Linked DNA regions of Homo sapiens: regions 1, 2 and 4 are each linked to region 3. A link is an interaction called in ENCODE POLR2A ChIA-PET data of the cell type or tissue named here. Cell type or tissue: HepG2. All regions are shown on one strand. Region 1 overlaps LARGE1 (LARGE xylosyl- and glucuronyltransferase 1). Region 2 overlaps LARGE1 (LARGE xylosyl- and glucuronyltransferase 1). Region 3 overlaps LARGE1 (LARGE xylosyl- and glucuronyltransferase 1). Region 4 overlaps LARGE1 (LARGE xylosyl- and glucuronyltransferase 1).

Evidence for each region. ChIA-PET counts read pairs that join two places held together with the same protein. Peaks named below come from ENCODE experiments on the same cell type or tissue, not always from the same donor. Only the 100,000 strongest peaks of a DNase experiment are listed, where the experiment ranks them.
Region 1: POLR2A ChIA-PET joins it to region 3 with 5 read pairs; 2 of 35 experiments call an interaction of 5 or more read pairs at or near these places.
Region 2: POLR2A ChIA-PET joins it to region 3 with 5 read pairs; 2 of 35 experiments call an interaction of 5 or more read pairs at or near these places.
Region 4: POLR2A ChIA-PET joins it to region 3 with 6 read pairs; 5 of 35 experiments call an interaction of 5 or more read pairs at or near these places.

Annotation. Positions count from the first base shown.
Region 1 is chr22:33,390,781-33,395,780 of GRCh38, reverse strand. The region is part of intron 7 of LARGE1 (LARGE xylosyl- and glucuronyltransferase 1); the gene reads left to right. Among named protein-coding and RNA genes, the nearest start is that of MIR4764, 43 kb to the left of the region's middle. In HepG2, no CTCF peak of the experiment used is centred here; a DNase peak (open chromatin) is centred at 2,160.
Region 2 is chr22:33,590,631-33,595,630 of GRCh38, reverse strand. The region is part of intron 5 of LARGE1 (LARGE xylosyl- and glucuronyltransferase 1); the gene reads left to right. Among named protein-coding and RNA genes, the nearest start is that of SNORA50B, 110 kb to the left of the region's middle. In HepG2, no CTCF peak of the experiment used is centred here; a DNase peak (open chromatin) is centred at 3,000.
Region 3 is chr22:33,538,237-33,543,236 of GRCh38, reverse strand. All of the region lies in intron 6 of LARGE1 (LARGE xylosyl- and glucuronyltransferase 1), which reads left to right. Among named protein-coding and RNA genes, the nearest start is that of MIR4764, 100 kb to the right of the region's middle. In HepG2, no CTCF peak of the experiment used is centred here; DNase peaks (open chromatin) are centred at 876 and 2,906.
Region 4 is chr22:33,474,341-33,479,340 of GRCh38, reverse strand. All of the region lies in intron 6 of LARGE1 (LARGE xylosyl- and glucuronyltransferase 1), which reads left to right. Among named protein-coding and RNA genes, the nearest start is that of MIR4764, 40 kb to the right of the region's middle. In HepG2, no CTCF peak of the experiment used is centred here; DNase peaks (open chromatin) are centred at 2,460 and 2,950.

The DNA of each region.
Region 1 (5,000 bases), 150 kb after region 3:
TACACTGTGAGAAGTACTGAGTTTAGGAATAAAAGGTTTCATCTGAAACTTCCTCTGAACCTCATTCAAAGGAGTCATCCAGGCACTTTGGTCCCTACTTTCTCCTCCTGAGCCAAGGAGGTATGTGGTCTGAATTGACCAACCCAATTCTAGCTACATTCTTGTAGCTAGCCTAAAGAATGAAAATAGGGCAGGGAGGGAATAGTGGCAGAACCTTCTCTTAAACAGTTTTCATAATGCAAGCTTAAGGCATTCCCCTTTGCTAAAAAAGTTTTAAAGAGTTCTTGCCTGCAAGTAGTCCTCTACATGCTATGAAGTTACTTGGATGGTTTCAGATGCAGAAAGAAGGGAATGTTCCTACCATGCAGGAGGGAAAGTTGACATAAGTTAGCGCTGACACAGTGTCCTGAGTTGAATATTTATTGGCTCCATCCGGTTACCCACTATCACTAATCTTGGATCAGGCCCTACCCTAGGCCTACAGCTTCCTTTTCATACAGGACTGTCCTCAGGGAAGCCCTAGTTTTCCTGGCTTTTTTTTTTTTTTTTTTTTTGAGGCAGAGTCGCTGCGTCACCCAGGCTGGAGTGCAGCGGCGCGATCTCGGCTCACTGCAAGCTCCGCCTCCGGGGTTCACACCATTCTCCTGCCTCAGCCTCCCAAATAGCTGGGACTACAGGGGCCCGCCACCACGCCCGGCTAATTTTTTTGTATTTTTAGTAGAGACGGGGTTTCACCGTGTGTTAGCCAGGATGGTCTCAATCTCCTGACCTCGTGATCTGCCAGCCTTGGCCTCCCAAAGTGCTGGGATTACAGGTGTGAGCCACCATGCCCAGCCCTTTCCCGGCCTTTTATAATGATTGGGATCTTCCCAGGTTTTCACAGAGGCAGTCTGCTTATGGCCTGTGGTCTTCTCAAAGTCCTTCAAACATTTACTTACTGCTCCTCCAGGAGCTACTCTTTTGTTTTGGCTTTAGACCCCTGATTCAGCAAAGCCTCACCGTATTTAGTTATGAGCATGTAGATACACACACACATACACACACACACACACACACACACACACACACACACACACACGCTCCCAGGAGGTTGAGACCACATGGTATGGTTGAGACCACAAATCAAAGAGTGAAATTAATTTTACCACACGTTAGTTATATGGAAGCTTTAGTTTCTTCATCTGTAAAATGGAGGTAATTCTGTCTACCTTAGTTTCTTCATCTGTAAAATAGAGATAATTCCATCTACTTTGCAAGTTTGTCATAAGAATCAGAGGTCATCTGGCTGGGTGCAGTGGGTCACACCTGTAATCCCAGGACTTCGGGAGGCCGAGGCATGCGGATTACGAGGTCAGGAGTTCGAGACCAGCCTGGCCAACATGGTGAAACCCCGTCTCTACTAAAAATACAAAAAATTAGCTGGGTGTGGTGGCACACGCCTGTAGTGCCAGCTACTCAGGAGGCTGAGGCAGAAGAATCACTTGAACCTGGGAGGCAGAGGTTGCAGTGAGCCGAGATTGTGCCACTGCACTACAGCCTGGGTGACAGAGCGAGACTCTGTCTCAAAAAAAAAAAAAAAAAAGAATCAGAGGTCATCTAAGTTAAGTTCCTTCTCTCTAGTATACTGCAGTTGCTTGATAAATAGTAGGTATTATCATCATTGTCACCCTGTTTAGCTTCTCTTTTTTTTTTTTTTTTTGGCAGTTGCACTGGCAAAAAATAATGTCTAGCTCATAAAATAGCATTATTCTCACTTTCCTCTCTGCACAGATACCTACTTTTCTTTCCCTGCCATCTTGATTACTGAGCTGTTGCTAAAAAGAAAACATGGCCCTCTGATCCACAGATGAAAAGCCCTGCTACTTGACCAGATGTTCATGAGAGAATCCTTTGATTTTTAATTTATTTATTCATTTATTTATTTAGCGTTGGTCTCTGTGCTCCCAGCACAACAGCTGTAGGTAAAGTGCTGCGGGTCACATGCATCCCAGCCAGCTCCCTTGACAGTCCTTGTCAAATTTAAGGCATGTTGCCTCTGTGCAGAGCACTCAGGGGCAAGGGGCTTGCTCCAAGCTCCCAGACCCCGACGACAAGGATGGGAATGGGTGGATCAGGCAGCAGCGAATGCCAGGCAAAGGCCAAAGTCAAGCTTTTTGGCACCACCTTCCACCTGACAGCAGAAAAGCAGGGTCAAAAGTCTGATTTGGGGCACGCATTCCAAAGCCAAATCCGTGTTGTTTCAGCTTAAAAGGCTCCAGTTTCAAATGGAACCATTTTCATAACTTGAAGCAGTAGTCACTTAAAAATCCTCTTTCTACTTTGCACACATGCACATAATTTATATTAAATCCAGTGGGAATTAGGCAAGTTCAGTGAGGGATAATTAGACACCTTAATGAGGAAATGTATAGTTTCTGTAACTGTCATTTATTAAGCTTTTATGTACTACTTCATATTTTGAAAGCACTGCACAGCCATTAATTAGGATATTTCCGCAGCCCCATAGGAGCAAGGTCAATAAACAGAGTTCTGTTTCTCTTGGAAATGTTGTTTCTCAAGTCTTTTATGACCTGAGTGCAAACTCCTAACCTTTGAAGAAACTGGCAGATTGTCTTATAAGCTCATATCAATATGATGATTATATTTAACATCCTAAACAGACTCATTAGCTGCTTAAGAATATAATTTAAGCTCATAATTTTCCATACAGTGGATTTTCTTTCCTTTATTATTATTTGTTTTCTTCCTGTGGATGTATCTCTTAGCTGCCACTTGGAATAACCTCAAGAGATCTCCTAAGCATGCAGGCTGTGACACTATAAGCCACCTATTTTCAGAACACTGAGAAGGCTATGGGCCTGGAAATGTTTGCAAATATTGCAAATATTTCAAGTTGTCCAGTACATTTCACACTCACGGGAATTTTGAAGATTATTTGAATAATCAGTGGATTACAAAGAAAAATGATTTACTAGGTTTGGACATTAATTATCCATTAATAATTCCCACTACAGCACTGGTGGATACTCTTCCACTGTACCAGATGCCATTTAAATCTTTAAAGTGGCATCCACTTTAAAGATGCCATTTTTCTTGCTTTTGTTGTTGTTGTTGTTGTTTTTAAGACAGAGTCTCGCTGTGTTGCCCAGGCGGGAGTACAGTGGGGCCATCTTGGCTCACCACAACATCCGCCTCCCAGGTTCAAGCAATTCTTCTGCCTCAGCCTCCTAAGTAACTGTGATTACAGGCACCCACCACCACATCTGGCTAATTTTTGTATTTTTAGTAGAGACAGGGTTTTGCCGTATTGACCAGGCTGGTCTCGAACTCCTGACCTCAGGTGATCCACCCTCCTCTGCCTCTCAAAGTGCTGGGATCACAGGCGTGAGCCACCGCACCTGGCCCCCATTTTCTTTTTTGTTCCTCACAATCACCTTGGAGTTAATGTGGGATTGTCACTATATTACAAATAAGGATCTGAGGCTTAGAAACACAGTGACTTTTTTCAAGAATCATATTGATATTAAGCAGTGATATCAGGACTCAGAGCCAAGAGTGTGTTTTCCAAGTCCACTGCAGTTTTTTCTTTTTCCTTCCCCTTCTGGGATAGCTACAAAAAAAAAAAAAAAGAAGAAGCGTGTGTTCCCAGAATTCATTCTGCTGTGTCACTCTGAGGATGTGAGGATATTGGTTATAGGAATAACCTGTGGTAGGCTGGGCACGGTGGCTCACACCTGTAATTGCAACACTTGGGGAGGCCGAGGCAGGTGGATCATGAGGTCAGGAGTTCGAGAGCAGCCTGGCCAACATAGTGTAACCCTGTCTCTACTAAAAATACAAAAAATTAGCTGGGTGTGGTGGTGGGCACCTATAATCCCAGCTACTCGGGAGGCTGAGGCAGGAGAATCGCTAGAACCCGGGAGGCAGAGGTTGCAGTGAGCCGAGATCACGCCATTGCACTCCTGCCTGAGCGACAGTGCAAGACTCCGTCTCAAAAAAAAAAAAAAAAAAAAAAGGAAAAAGGAAATAACCTGTGGATAATTATAGATTTATGAGCAAAGACAAATGTTTTCACCCATGCTAGACAACTTTATGCAGCCTTTCTAAAATTTTCTTTTTTGGGAGAAGAGGGGGACATGGGTCATTACCTTTTGAGGTCTGCAGTTCAGATGTGGTGGACAGTATTTGCTACCTGCTAGATATTCAGCAACCCATTCCTTTGAAATCACTGTCCTAGAGAGAGAAGCCTGTCTGGTTTGACCTTTGTTCTTCCTGTCTCTCACTTATATAACCTTTTTTATCCTTAAGTTTCAGTGTAGACATCATTCATTTCAAGATGCCCTTCCCCTAATGCTTCCCCTGAGACACAGTCAGTTTACCTGTACCCCAGCTCCCATAGTTCTTCCCCACCTCCCATTTATCACAGTGCTTTGCATTTTTGTGATTACCTGTTTCCCTTCCCTATCAGGCCTTGCTCCCTGAGAACAAGGACTGTGTTTTAAAAACTTCCAAGTCCCCAGTTAACTAATGAATAGAACCAAAGCAGGTGCTCAAATAAAAAAATTTTGAAATGAATCATAGACGAAATGACTTCTGAATGCAGGACCTATGAGGATGTGAGGATATTGGTTATAGGAATAACCTGTGGTAGGCTGGGCACGGTGGCTCACACCTGTAATTGCAACACTTGGGGAGGCCGAGGCGGGTGGATCATGAGGTCAGGAGTTCGAGAGCAGCCTGGCCAACATAGTGTAACCCTGTCTCTACTAAAAATACAAAAAATTAGCTGGGTGTGGTGGTTTACACCTGTGTTCCCAGCACTTTGGGAGGCCAAGGTGGGCGGATCACTTGAGTTCAGGAATTCGAGACCAGCCTGGCTAACATGGTGAAACCCCTTCTCTCTTAAAAATACAAAAAACATTAGCCAGGCCTGGTGGCGCACACCTGTGGTCCTACTTACTCAGGAGGCTGAGGCACAAGAATGGCTTAAACCTGGGAGG
Region 2 (5,000 bases), 52 kb before region 3:
AGTAATCACTACTACATTTCTTCAACTGTACCTGAAATGACAGTGTATGGAGCCTAGGTGACAGTTGACCCTTAAAACATGTCTTCTGACCTGCTTGTGGAATAAATGCCTTCCAGGTTGCTGACTTGCTTAAATGTGCTCCCCATTGTGTCTCCATCCCATAGACAGAGACATTCTCTGTGGTTCTGCAAATCACAGCACTTGGTCTAGATCTGCATATGTGACATGCCCCACCTTGAGCTACAGTTGGTCTGAGCTCAGAGTCTTAAACTCATTTAAAAGCAGTGAAGTGTCCCAACTCACCTTTTTTCTCATCCTGAGCATTGTTTCCTTCTCATTCTTATTTATTGTGGTCTTCTCATTCATACTTCATTTAACTGATAAGGAAATGCTTTATCTGTATCAAAACATCTCTTGTACCCCATAAATATATACACCTACTATGTACCCACAAAAAATAAAAATTAAAAAAAAGAGAGAGAAGTGCTTTCATATACCTACTTTCATTCTGTCCTCCCAAGAACTCCATGCCACAGAGAGGACATGTGTTTTATTATGTTTTATTTCTAAGGAATTTGCCAAAAGAATTAACCAAATGCTGCTAAAGAGAGCAGCATTTGGATGGAGCGGATGCCAGAATCTCGTTCTTGTGAGCCTTCCCTGCAGTGCTATCTCATGCACCACAAGTCTTACCTACCAGAAACTTCTGTTAAGAAACAACTTCAGCGGGGTATGGTGGCTCAAGCCTGTAATACCAGCACTTTGGGAGGCTGAGGCAGGTGGACCACCTAAGGTCAGGAGTTCGAGACCAGCCTGGCCAACATGGTGAAACTCTGTCTCTACTAAAAATGCAAAAATTAGCCGGGCATGGTGGTGGGTGCCTGTAATCCCAGCTACTTGGGAGGCCAAGGCAGGAGAATCGCTTGAACCCAGGAGGCGGAGGTTGCAGTGAGCTGAGATTGCGCCATTGCACTCCAGGCTGGGCGACAAGAGCAAAACTCCATCTAAAAAACAAAAACAAAAAACTTCATTGATTCAAGAGTGTGGTTATAATGACGGAGTTGGGATCAAAACAAGAAAGACCAGAGGTGTTTGACAAATAATGAGAAAGCAATGGGCAGGGTAAACTGGAAATTATGATGAGGTTAGGAAATTTGCACTGAGCACAGAGTCTTTGTCCAAATGTTATGAAAGGATAAAAGGCTAGAGTTGAGGAGTGAGATGTTAGAGATTTGGTATTTTCGATGAGGCCCTTTTTGGGGTTCTTTTTTTGGCATGTTAGCCTGGGATTGAGTGGCTGAGGTGTTGTTGGAAAAAGTTAATGAAAACTATGGGCTCTAGATACTGCAAGGCCCAGGGTGTTGGCTGCTTCATCCCTAGGATGATGAAACTCAAGGAAAATTGTCAAGCACCAAAAGGAATTGTATACCTGCAGATCAAAAGGAGCCTCGACAACTAAGGTAAAATCAGTGATAAGTTGCCCACATTAGTGTACACCCTAGAAAATTATTTGAATTGCAAGGATTAAAACACAATCCTTCTTTTAGGAATAGTAATTCCCATTATTAAGAGTTGATTATTTGCCAACCTAATATGCTTAACTTGCATAATCTTCTTTTATCCCTACCATTTCCTGGCGAGGAAACTGAAGCTTAGGAAAGAGACTTGTTCAGATTACTCAGCGAATGCATTGTGGAACCAAAACATGAATTTTGGGTAGTCTGACTCTTGAGCAGCGCTACCCGATGGAAATAAAACAGCAACTCATCTGTGTGATTTTAAATTTTCCAGTAGTCACATTCTGAAAAGCAAAATAGAACCAGTGCAATACATTTTAATAATACATCTCATTTAATTTTATTTATCCAAAATAGTATCGTTTCAACCTGAGATCAGTATTTTGAGAATTACTGAGATATTTTACAGATTGTAAATATTAAGTCTTTGAAATCTGGTATATATTTTGAACGTCTCACTTTGGACTTGCGTATTTTAAGTGCTCAGTAACACATATGGTTGTTGATGGCTGTGGACAAGGTATGGAACTTGGCTTTTAACACTACGTGGTAATACCAGGGCAGAGGGTGGAGACAAGCTTATTATCTTGGAAGAATAAAAATCCCGCCTCAGCTTCTGTGCTGTGAGAGTAGGTGTCCAAATAAAATGTCTGCAGAGTTTTGAGCAAAATAGACAGAGACCCAAGAATACCAACCAAGTTCTCTCATGTTAATAAGGCAACAGAAAAAAAATGATAGGCTTTGCAGGAACTCAGAAAATATACACCAATAGGCCAGGTGCAGTGGCTCACGCCTGTAATCCCAGCACTTTGGGAGGCTGAGGTGGGTGGATCACTTGAGCCCAGGAGTTCGAGACCCACCTGGGCAACATGGCGAAACCCCGTCTCTACCAAGAAAATCCACAAATTAGCCAGTCTCATAACCTGGTCTCAAAATAAATAAATAGACTTAAAAAAATTTTAAAAACAGAAAAAAGGCTGGGCGCTGTGGCTCACGCCTGTAATCCCAGCACTTTGGGAGGCCGAGGTGGGCGGATCACAAGGTCAAGAGATTGAGACCATCCTGGCTAACACGGTGAAACCCCGTCTCTACTAAAAATACAAAAAATTAGCCGGATGTGGTGGTGGGCACCTCTAGTCCCAGCTACTCGGGAGGCTGAGGCAGGAGAATGGCGTGAACCTGGGAGGCAGAGCTTGCAGTGAGCCAAGGTCACGCCACTGCACTCCAGCCTGGGTGACAGAGCAAGCTCCGTCTCAAAAAATACACACACACAAACAAACAAACAAAAACAGAAAAAAAAAGAAAATATACACAAGTGTATTGTTCTTGAAGAAACTATAGCTTCTTTGCAAGCCACCCAAAAAAGTGATCAAAATGAATATTCAGGAATGAAAAGGTATTGTTATAAAGGGGCAGACAGTGTGTACAGAGTTACACATAGAGTGATATGTAAATAATTGTTTTAAGTCAGTTGCAAGGCTGATTGCAAATGCCGAAAAGTATTTGTCTTCAGAACATACGCAAATAATAAGCTGATCACAGCCATTTTAAAACACACTGGAGAGTATGAGTTGGGTTTAAAAGCTGTTAAATATAGTGGATTTTGTGGGGTAACTTAGGTGGTATCTTTTAACTCTTTACTTTGATTATCCTGGAAAAAAGGGTAAGGTGTTTCTGCAAAGCTCAGACATGACCCCAATGAAATAAGTAGAATTAGATCTAATTTATTAGTGATGATTATTTCAAATGAAATAAAGCCTAAGTAAGAAGCAAAGAAGATGAGACAGAAAAAAATAATAATAATAATAAAATGAACTATTAGATAGCCACATGGGAAAAAATTAATCTTGCTCCTCACTTCATTCCACATACAAAAATTAACTTGAAATGAATCTTAACACCTAAATATGGGAGCTAAATCTGTAGAACTTATAGAGGAAAACAAAGAAAATTATAGGGACTTCAAGTTGGGCAAAGATTTCCTCCCTCCCTCCCTCCCTCTGTCCCCCTTCCCTCCCCTCCCCTCCCCTCCTCTCTCCTCCCCTCCCTTCTCCTCTCCTCTTTCTTTTTTTCCTTTCTTTTCTTTCTTTCTCTGGGTCTCCCTTTGTCACCCAGGCTGAAGTGCAGTGGCAGAATCATAGCTCACTGCAGCCTCAAATACCTGGGCTCAAGCAATCCTCCTGCCTCATCCTCTAGAGTAGCTGGGACTACAGGCACATGCTATCACGCCTGGCTAATTTAAAAAAAAAAAAAAATTTTTTTTTTTTTTTTGGAGAGACGGGTCTTGCTATATTGCCCGTGTTGATCTTGAACTCCTGGCCCAAGCAGTCCTGCTACCTCGGCCTCCCAAAGTGTTGGGATTACAGGTGTGAGCCACCATGCCTGGCAGAGAGATTTCTTAAATAAGACATAAAAAGCACACACTAAATAAGAAAAAAATTGATAAATTGGACTTCATCGAAGTTGAGGATTTTTGTTCTTGCAAAGACATTAATAAGAAACTATAAGGATAAGCTACAGACTGAAAGAAAGAATTTGCCAAGCATCTATCTGATGAAAGATTTGTATCTGGGATATATGGAGAGGTCTTACACCAATAATAAGAAAACAACCCAATTTAGAAATGAGCAACATATTTTAAGAGACATGTCAGCCAAGGAGAGATGGAGTGGCCAATGAATCCCTGAAAAATGCAAATCAATAATGACATCATTAGTCATCAGGGAAATGCAAATTAAAGACCATCCTGAGATACCACTTCACACCCACTACAATGGCTAAGATTAAAAGGACTCACAATACAAAGTGTCAGTGAGGATGTGGAACAGCTGCAACTCTCTGACATCACTGATGGAAGTGAAAAATGGTATACCACTTCAGAAAACAGCTTGGTAGCTTTTTTGTTTGTTTGTTTGAGGCAGAGTCTCACTCTTTGCCCAGGCTGGAGTGCAGTGGCCCCATCTTGGCTCACTGCAACCTCCGCCTCGCGGGTTCAAGCGATTCTTCTGCCTCAGCCTCCCGAATAGCTGGAATTACAGGCACCCACCACCACGCCCAGCTAATTTCTGTATTTTTAGTAGAGACGGGGTTTTGCCATATTGGCCCGGCTGATCTCAAACTCCTGACCTCGTGATCCACCCGCCTCAGCCTCCCAAAGTGCTGGGATTACAGGTGTGAGCCACCACGCCCGGCCTTGGCAGCTTTTTAAAATATTAAACATAACTCACAATATGACCTAGTGGTTCCACTCCTAGGTGTTCAACCAAGAGAAATAAAACCTATGTCCACTGGAAAACTTGTATGTGGATATTCGTGGCAGCTTTATTCATAGGACTTCACTGACTGTCAGCTGAAGAACTGGTAAACAGCTGTGGTATGTCTCAGCAGTGGGAAGGAATGAACTGACGGCACATACAGCAATGCCAGTGAGAAGGTTTGATGTTAAGTGAAAGAAAGCCAGACCGAAAGACTGCATGGTAAATG
Region 3 (5,000 bases):
ATCCTGGGCCTTTTTTTTTTTCTTTTTTTCTTTTTTGGCCTAATTAACTGTGTCACCATTCAAGCCAATTAGGTGTGTGCCTTACTGGGAGATCAATTAAAAAATAAATTAGTGTCAAAGTGGAAAGGGATGTGTCGAAAGATAAATTTTCTTTCCAGTCTTGTACAGAAGCAGCGGGAAACAGAGCATTTTGTAGCTTTACTTACATGCACACATGTAGGAAAGAAGGACTGGAAGGGATCTTAGAGGTCATGAGTTAGCTCAGTGCCTTTTGTTGCAAAGGTCAAGAAGGTTCTAAGGTCTTTGACTTGGATGATGCAATTTCAAGAGAACTTCGCTTGGACAGAAGTCTGTGTTTCATCTTTACTAGCTGTAGGCGAGTCCCTCTACCTTTCTGATCCTAAGCTATCTGTTCAGTAAGTGCTTCACTGAGTGACTATAGAAAGCATGAATGATTAGTAAAATAAATGGATTTGAGTAGGTGGGCCCAGTGTCTCTTTCAGGTCTATGGATCTGATGCAAATTCACACTGTCAGGGGCAAAGCCAGAACCATATAAAAGCGGGCATCTTTGGTACCTCTCTTGTCCTCATACCCTACATTTATCTTCCAGTAAGTCCTGCTGGCTGTGCCTTCAAGGTTCTATATACCTATCCAAGCCTACTAGATACTAAAATATTAGTTATTGAATAAACAAAATTAGGTCTCTGGCCTCTGGGCTCTTTGGATTCTACGATATATTTTTCTCCCTTCTGTTCCTTTAAAGGAGCAAATAAGAGGGACCCTGAAGTCACCAAGGGGACTTGAGTCACTGAGTTTATATCCGGCATGAAACACTGTCCAAGGCAGGAATGGAGACACAGAGTGAGGAAGAATGACGAAATCTGCCCCAAACAGGGTTCCCATGAGAGTTCAACTAATGAACAGTGACCTGCTGGCTCAGCCCAGGGAGAATCTCAAAACATAACATTTGGCTTCCAAATCATGCTAGATTGTAGTCTATATCTCTGGAGACAGATCTGGTAGCAGTTACAATGGAAGTGGGCTTTTATTCTTTTTTTTTTTTTTTTTTTTTGAGACAGAGTTTTGCTCTTGTTGCTCAGGCTGGAGTGCAGTGGTGCGATCTCGGCTCAATGCAACCTCTACCTCCTTGGTTCAAGGGTTTCTCCTGCCTCAGCCTCCTGAGTAGCTGGGATTCCAGGCAGCCGCCACCACACCCAGCTAATTTTTGTATTTTAGTAGAGATGGGGTTTCACCATGTTGGCCAGGCTGTTCTCCAACTCTTGACCTCAGGTGATCCACCCGCCTCAGCCTTCCAAAGTGCTGGGATTATAGACATGAGCCACTGCACCCAGCCTTGAATAGCTCTTAATGTTTCTCATAGACACGTACAGTAGGGGCTCAACCCCAAATGTTTGTTTCCTTGACTTAAGATTTTAGAGATACCCTGATATCCCATGACATCAGCACTGCCTTTTTTTTTTTTTTTTAATTTTTGGAAAGAAAATGTGTTTTCCTTGTAGAACAGTAAGACGATGACTCCAGACAGGATGAGGGCAGTCAGCACAAAAAGACCCTCTGGGCCTCATTGTAATAGTGAAGGAAAAAACAAGAATTGACTAGACCTTTTCAAGAATGGATTGCTCTGCTGGAGGCATCATTAAGGTTCTCCAGACTGATCCACTTTATACATGTGTGTCATGAATAAAACAATGCATGTCCGTATCAGCACAAAGGTAAAGAATGAAACTCAATTGTGTATATTTCTACTACCTACAGTCAGCTATTGTTAATATTTCAGATGCTTTTCTGTGCATATAGGATGGATTCTTTTATAAAATTGGGATCATAATATAATCCTGTTTGTATACCAGTCTTTTTCGTCTTAACTTTGCATCACAACCATTTTTCTTTGTTATGCTAAAACATAAAAGTCAAAAAGTCGGCTTGCCCTGTGTTCAAGTCCCAGCCCCGGCTCCGTAATCTTGGTGATCCAATTAACCTCTCCCTGCCATATTTTCTTTTTTTTTTTTTTTCTTTTTTTCCCCCACTTTTTTTGAGACAGGGTCTTGCTCTATAGCCCAGGCTGGAGTGCAGTGGCACAATCACGGCTCACTACAGCCTCAATCTCTTGGGCTTGGGTGATTCTCCCCCTGCAACCCGCCCCCCGCCCCCCCCCCCCCGCAACCCACCACCCCAGCCACCATGAGTAGCTGTAACTACAGGTGTGCACCACCACACCTGGCTAATTTTTATATTTTTTTTTAATAGAGATGGGGTTTTGCCACGTTGCCCAAGCTGGTCTTGAACTCCTGTGCTCAAGCAATCCGCCTACCTCCGCCTCTCAAAGTGCTGGGATTACTGGTGTGAGCCGCTGTGCCCGTCTGCCATACTTTATAGGAAAACTGGGCACCTTCTCTTCTCTGAGTGCAGTTGTTGTCAACACTGCCTTTAAGTTATAATCATCTGGGGAGCACGTGAAGAATAATGATGCCCAGGTCTACCCCATATCAGCCAAGTCAGAACCTCTGGTATGGGCAGTGGCCTGCCGTATTTTTGAAAGCTCCCTACATAATGCTGAAGTGTGGCCAGGGTTGAGATTCACTGCCCTAAGGTTGCTATCCCAGGATCTGCTGGCTACTGCAACAAAAGAGACACTGTGTCTTGGTTGTTTTGCCATGGGGGCAGTGGGGCAGGGTACTGTTTGGGAGGAGTGTTTGGAGACGGGATTAAAATCCTGGCACTTGTCCCTCCCAGGGAAAAGGGTCATCCTGTTTATTTTGTGTCAAGAGCTCAAACAGTGATCAAAATCCAATCCAACATCATAAATACCAGAAAAGGTCAGGGCTGGGCTGGTCATAGGATCAAGCACACACAGCCGAGCTGAGGTTGGCACTTAGTCAACTCCAAACTCTTCACTAGCAAACAGCACAGGGGGGGACTTGGCAAGGCCCGGCCTCTTGGCGCCCCAGTCACAGAATGGAGGTTCACATGGCTCTGTTGTTTTTGTCGAAGGAGGAGAAATGCCATTTTCTCAGCAGTCCTTCTCCTTGACTCATTAGTGTAGTTGGCAATGTGGTTACTTTTTAACTTCTCTGCAAATATTCATAGAAAGAGAAGGGGAGTAGAAGGCAGGAGCTGTTAATGTACACCAAGCTCCTATTTTTTGCAGGCCTCCACAGGGTAAAAGGGACTGGCCCCCGTGCACCAGGCCACTGCCAGTGGTGCAGATGAAGGACCTGAGCCCCCACAGGCATCTGAGGTCACATGGTCAGTAGAGCTGGGAATTTTATCCCGGGTCAGAAGAACTTCAAAGCCCATATTTTGTCTTATTACTACACATCTTAAGAGATTAGAGGGCCGGGTGCAGTGGCTCACACCTGTAATCCCAGCGCTTTGGGAGGGCAAGGCAGGTGGATCATTTGAGCCTAGGAATTTGAGACCAGCCTGGGCAACATAGCAAGACCTCTTCTCTACAAAAAAATACAAAAATTAGCCAGGTGGGTGTGGTCCCAGCTACTTGGTAGGCTGAGGTGGGAGGATCACCTGAACCTGGAAAATTTGAGGCTGCAGTGAGCTGTGATCGTGTCACTGCACTCCAGTATAGGTAGTGGAGCGAGACCCTGTCTCAAAAAAAAAAAAAAAAGTTTGGAGGATTTAATTAGATCATTTCTAGATATTCTGATCTTGATTGTGACAATCTAAAGGAAATTGCATTGTAGGCTATTTAAGGAACTTTCCACATAAGTTTGTCAAGCCAGCCTAGCTAATAGAACAGGATATGTTTGAGCAAGTTATTTACCCCATTGGGCCTATGTGGAATCCCACTGGCTCCTTTAATAAAAGAACATCCAGTCCTCAGGGTTGGTGATAAGATGAGTGTGAAGTGCGGATGCCCATGGGCATGGGGAATTTATTTACCAGTTCTTTTATTAAAAGAGCTGGCAGGATTCTGTTACCAGGACTTGCCTTTTTTTTTTTCTTTTAATCAGAAAATTTTGACAAAGAATCTATGAAGTGCAGATGTAGGGCCAACCATACTTTTCACACTTTTTTGATTGTATCCTACAGTCAGAAATACATTTTTCATCACAATCCAAAAGACATATGTGTGTATGTATGTTTATACAGGCATATATACACACATATATGCAGATGAGCAATTAAAACAATATTTTCGTAAAACAATACTTGACCTTACTATGTTCAGTGAATTTTTATATTTCTTTTCTAATCTATTTAATGTATTTTAATTTTTAAAATGCTTGCTCAGATCCACTGAATTATTTTCACAACCTTCAAATGTGTTACAAACCCTAGTTTCAAAAACACTGGACTGGAAGATATCCTAAAATGCCTTTTAACTCTGTATTAAGCATTCTGAAATTCAGCAAACTTGCCAGCAATCAGAGAGGAGATCAGAAGCTCATTTTCTAGAACCCATTTGCTGGAAGGGGCAGTGAGTAATCTCTTGTAGACGGCTTCCTTGTCCTCCAGTGGCCTTCCCCTTCATTGAGTTACTTTGTGTGGCCGTGCCAAGCATGGTGGCTGCCACGTGGTGGGGGGAGCCTTACATCTCATTTTCCTTACTTCCCAGGCAGGTGCCCTGTTTTATTTATCTCTGTATTCCAAGCATCTAGTAAGGCTCAACACTGGGCTCAGTAAATTGATGGGGAAACAAAATAAAAAATGTGGCTCCATTTTCGTTTTTCATTAACCTTCAGGGAAGATTGCACAATGTACCTTCGTAATGCTATTCATTTTTTAACTAGCTTCAATTCAGCTCAGAAATATGTATGGAAATATGCCTACTATGTGCCAGGTAATGTTGGACACAGAAGACACTAAAGAATGCGCAAGAAAGAGAAGTGATTCTTGCTCTGAAGGAAATCCTGTGTAAATGGAGAAGGGGAAGAAAAAAGCAAAAATAACTACAAAGTAATATGGCCATTGCTTGTGCAGAGAGTTTCCAAAAGCATGGTGCAGGCATAGTTGAAGGAG
Region 4 (5,000 bases), 64 kb after region 3:
ATTTGCTGAATGCTCATCAGGTGCCAGATGCTGTGCTAGGTGTTGGAGGATACCAATAAACAAGACCATGTTCCTGTTCTGAAAGAGCAGAGGGTCTAATAGGGGAATGGGACAATGTCAGGGCTGTCTAGTAAATGCAACATCAGGCATAACCCCAGGGCAGCATCAAGGGGTGCATGGGAGACCTCGCCCCCCAGTTGGAGAGCACCTTTCTCTTGGCCACAGAGGAAGTTGGCACCTGCTTGCAGGAGGAAAGTTGGCCTCAGGAATTCAGGCTTAAACAAAAAAGGATGCCACTTGCTACCAGGAACACTCATATGAATGGTGAGGTTCCTTGGGGGAAAAGCTGTTGTACAGTAAAAATCCTTGGTGTCAACTACATGTTGAGCCACCTGCTCCATCCTGGGGGCTAAATGGAAGGTCTAAGTCCCCCGGTACCCAACATCCATGTTCTAGGAAATCTGTCCACTGGAGAAGATAGTTAGCGATGCCCTCTCACATCTTTAAGTGCCACATCAGGGACTTGGACTATCCCTGCTACGGGAACACAGTGGAACTAAGAGAAGAAAGAAAGAAATGCTTATTGAGCACCTACTAGATTCCTCCTAGGCATTGTGCCAGATGCTTTCATGTGCTATCTCATTTAATTCACACAGAAATCCTGTGACAGTTCATTATGTTTTTACAGATGAAGAAATTGTGGTTCAGAGGGGCTAATTGACTTGGCCAAGGTCACAGGTAGCAAATAGCAAAAGGCAAAACTGAGTTCCCAAACAAATCTGTTTGACCTCTTCATCTTTCTGCAGTTAGGAAAGCAGCATGGAGGAAGTTTCGCCCTTTGGCTCTTTATTTGAAGTTCTCTCATGGCCATTATTTCATCCTACTTTGCAATGCGGTGTTGTTTCCCAGACTATTTTGCAGAACACAAGATGTTAATAGGTGTTCTAGGCAAAAGAGCCTCCATGGCTAAATACATTGGGGAGATTGTGGGTGAAACTGGTTTAAGCCTGGAGCTCCTTTAGCCTTCAGTGTACTTCCATGTGTTTTGAAGCTCAAAGAAGAGACTATGGCAGGCACACAGTGGCTCAGGGCACTGGTGTCCAGTGGAAGCCCGTTTGGAAAGTATTGCTTATTTCCCAAGCATTTGATGAGCTTCTTCTCTGAGAATGGCCCCTGTGGTCCATGTTATTGCTCCCTCTGGACTGGACTGTGAGCAGAGATGGGGCCCTATCCTCCTCTCTCCCAGTGCCCATTGAACTTGACATAATTAGAGCTTAATCAACCTATGCGTGGGTGAGTGAAATAGGGCTCACCTTTAACCCTGAAGAGGTAGAGGAAAGAGCCATTGAGTTAGAGGAGGGCTTCCAGGAAAAGGAAGGAGTTAGACCTGTGACTCAGATGCAAATAGAGATGCTGCCCATTTGAGAAACGTAGAAAGAGGTTTGGTTTCAGCAGAGGGTGAGTATTTTAGATCAGCGACAGTCAGGGATCCTTTATCCAAGCACTTGGGCTATTTTTACTGCAATGAAATGGAATTTGCAGGACATCGAAAGACTGATGGTGACCAAAGGCCTTAATTCTCCATCTGTTACCGATGAATTGCAATGCTTAGTACTTTCCTGGGTCATAGCCATACTGGTTCTAACCCATTGCTTGAAGGTGGAATTACTCAGCTGAGCTCTAAGACCTGGCGGAGCTCACTGGCATTTTGTGGCGAACGTGGGGGTGCGTGTGTGCATGGCTGGGGGGAGTTGTGTCTAACCACAGGCAAGCTTTGGGGGTATTCTGAACGCTTTTACTACTTTTCTTGGACATGAAATTAAGGTCCCATGAGGACAGGCAGTTTTCATTTACCTTATTTGGAATACAGATTGACACATTTTTCCCTGATCTTTTGTTGAACCCAAAAGAACAAGCAAGCATAGTTTCTAAACAAAGAGGGACTTTGACAAAGCATCTTTAGACGGCATAATTATCAAGTAGAAACTTTTAACAAAGAGTTCTTTAGAGATTGAAAAATTCCCCATTCCTTATAACTGACAGCAAACCCTTTCTTGGAAGGGACCCGTTGGCCTGGCCTTGCTTTTGCTGCAGCCTGTAATTATAGTCACTTGATCTCCTGATTCAACTAAGAAGGAAGAAATCTGTACATATGAAGTGTCAGGGTCTCTCACGCCCCAGGTGGGGCTTTTTCTGAGAACATTCCTCCCAGAATTTCTTGTCACCAGTGGCACTTTGAAAACTTAGCGGTGAGCCGCCACGCAGCTCTGAGCTGTTTCTTTTTCATCTCTTTGGAAACTTTTCCCAGGAAAGTTATTTCTGTGACCTGAGAAAAGAGCACTGTGACAGGCTCAGAAGGCTCCCCACTGTCCTTCGATTCCAGCAATTGTCACCGAGCCGAAGAATCGCAGGGCAGCACCTCATGACTCACATCCGAGTCATGTCACCGAAGCTGCATGTTGCGTGCATGAAAAGGTCCTGTGTGCACGTTCTGCTAATGTTAGTTATCCACACTCTGACATCGCCGTTTGAGTTTCTCTGCTTCTGCCCTCCTTGCTTATGATCTGGTCATGAATGTATACCTTTGGAGAGCACCTTTTGGGTGTAGTTAATACCTAGTATTCTTTGGGCTGGGGGGCGGGGTGCAGTGGGATAGGGAAGAGAACCAAAAAGGAAATGTTACTTCATTTAAAGGACATATGAACCCAAAGTATCTGAGAGCAGTCTCAATCAATTTAGAAAGTTTATTTTGCCAAGGTTAAGGACATGCCTATGACACAGCCTCAGGAAGTCCTGAAGACATGTGCCCCAGGGTGGTCAGGAGACAGCTTGCTTGTATACATTTTACAGAGACGTGATGCATCAGTCAATATGTATAAGATGTGCATTGGTTTGGTCCAGAAAGGAGGGACAAGTCGAAGTAGTAGGCGGAGCTTCCAGGTCATAGGTAGATAAGAGACAAAGGGTTGCATTCTTTTGAGTCTTTGATCATCCATTCACTGAACACACAATTTACAGTGAGAAGAGTGGTGGAGAAATAGTCACTTTTGCCTTAGTCTGGCTCAATGAATCTGCATTTTTACATAAATAGGGCAGAGGAAGCAATCCAGGTATGCGTTTGTCTCAGGTGAGCAGAGGGAGGACTGTCTGTCCCACACCTGTGAAGATCAGCTAATCAGCTATCAATTTACATTGCCAGGTGAAGTTCAGCAGAATTGTTTTAGAATAAAGATATTGAGTTTCACAGGGAATTTCCTTGTGGCCAAATTGTGAGGAAGATACGTAGCTTTTGTTTTTTCTTTTTAAAATCTTTGTAGCTATCTTATTTAGGAATATAATGGGAAGCAGGTTTGCCTGAGGCAGTTGCCAGCAGTTCCCAGCTTGACTTTTATCTTTGGCTTAGTGATTTTGGGGTCCCAAGATTTATTTTCCTTTCACAGACAATATTCTCTAATAACACCTATCCAAATTAGGGGCTCTGGATGGTGTTTGGGCAGCAGACATGGTTAAAAAGAATGGCTGATTGTACAGTATGCTAATTATATCTCAATAAAGCTGTGAAAAAAATAATGAGTTAGGCCAGGTGCGGTGGCTCACGCCTGTAATCCCAACACTTTGGGAGGCTGAGGCGGGGCAGATCAACTGAGGTCGGGAGTTCGAGACCACTCTGACCGACTTGGAGAAACCCCGTCTCTACTAAAAATACAAAAAATTAGCCAGGTGTCGTGGTGCATGCCTGTAATCCCAGCTACTTGGGAGGCTGAGGCAGGAGAATCCCCTGAACCTGGGAGGCGGAGGTTGCAGTGAGCCTAAGTCATGCCATTGCACTCCAGCCTGGGCAACAAGAGCGAAACCCCATCTCAAAATAAATAAATAAATAAATAAATAAATAAATAAATAAATAAATAAATAAATATGACTCACTGATGCTGATTATCAAGTAGGTACTAGGAACTGGTCTAAACATTTTCTCTACCTTGATCTCCTTCAGTTTGTCTTCATAACCATCTCTATCACATAAATCCTATTATTATCATCCTTATTTAACAAATAAGGAGACCAATTAAGAGATATGCAACTTGCCTTTGACTGGTAAAGTGATGCAAATAGGAAGAGATGAAACAGAGATTCAAACCCTGGTAGTCCCACCCCAGTATTCATCTTCTATATGGGATTAGGCAAGATTCCTGAAAAAGCTTCTAAACCCCTCATATTAAACACAAAGACTCTGTTCCAGTGAGTAGACTATGCCATTCCCTGTCCCCAAATTCAGCCTGGCTCCCCCTCCCTGGTGCATGTCCTGTAGATGGTGGAGTGAAAAGAGGTGCAGTTTGACAAAAGAGGGCATTCCATCTCCTTATCTTCTGATATTACTGTCAGAAACAAGTTCCTGGCCTCTCACTTCAGCTCTCTTCTTTTCAGCCAGTTATCCCCTGAACAAAATTGCCTCAAGATTACAGATGAGCAGCTGTGTTTTGGATGCAGGAGCATTGCCATCTTGCTGACAGCTGAGTTTTCTCTGGGGACATCAGCTAGCCCACAGCACCCCACTCTTTTTCCACACTCCTTATTTTCCTGTAAGCTGTGGTTGGTTTCCTCTTGTGACCACAAATGAATCAAAAAGAGAACTGTTTCCCAGTTATTCCTTATTATGTCAAAGCAGATGTTCAAGGTGAGGCTCCGGATGACTTATCAAAACTCCAGAGGTGATTTGTGTCCTGATAACAGTGAGGTCTCAGACTCACATGTATGCAGGTGGAAGGCAGGCAGTGTCAATATGCAAAGCGTGCCAGGCATAAGGGGGTAAGCGCCATGTCTCTACCATTGTCACCAAGCACAGCACCTGTCTAGTTGTATTGCCTTTTAAAAGACAGACTAGGCCGGGCACAGTGGCTCATGCCTGTAATCCCAGTACTTTGGGAGGCCGAGGCAGGTGGATCACCTGAGGTCAGGAGTTCGAGACCAGCCTGACCAAAATGGTGAAACCCCATTTCTACTAA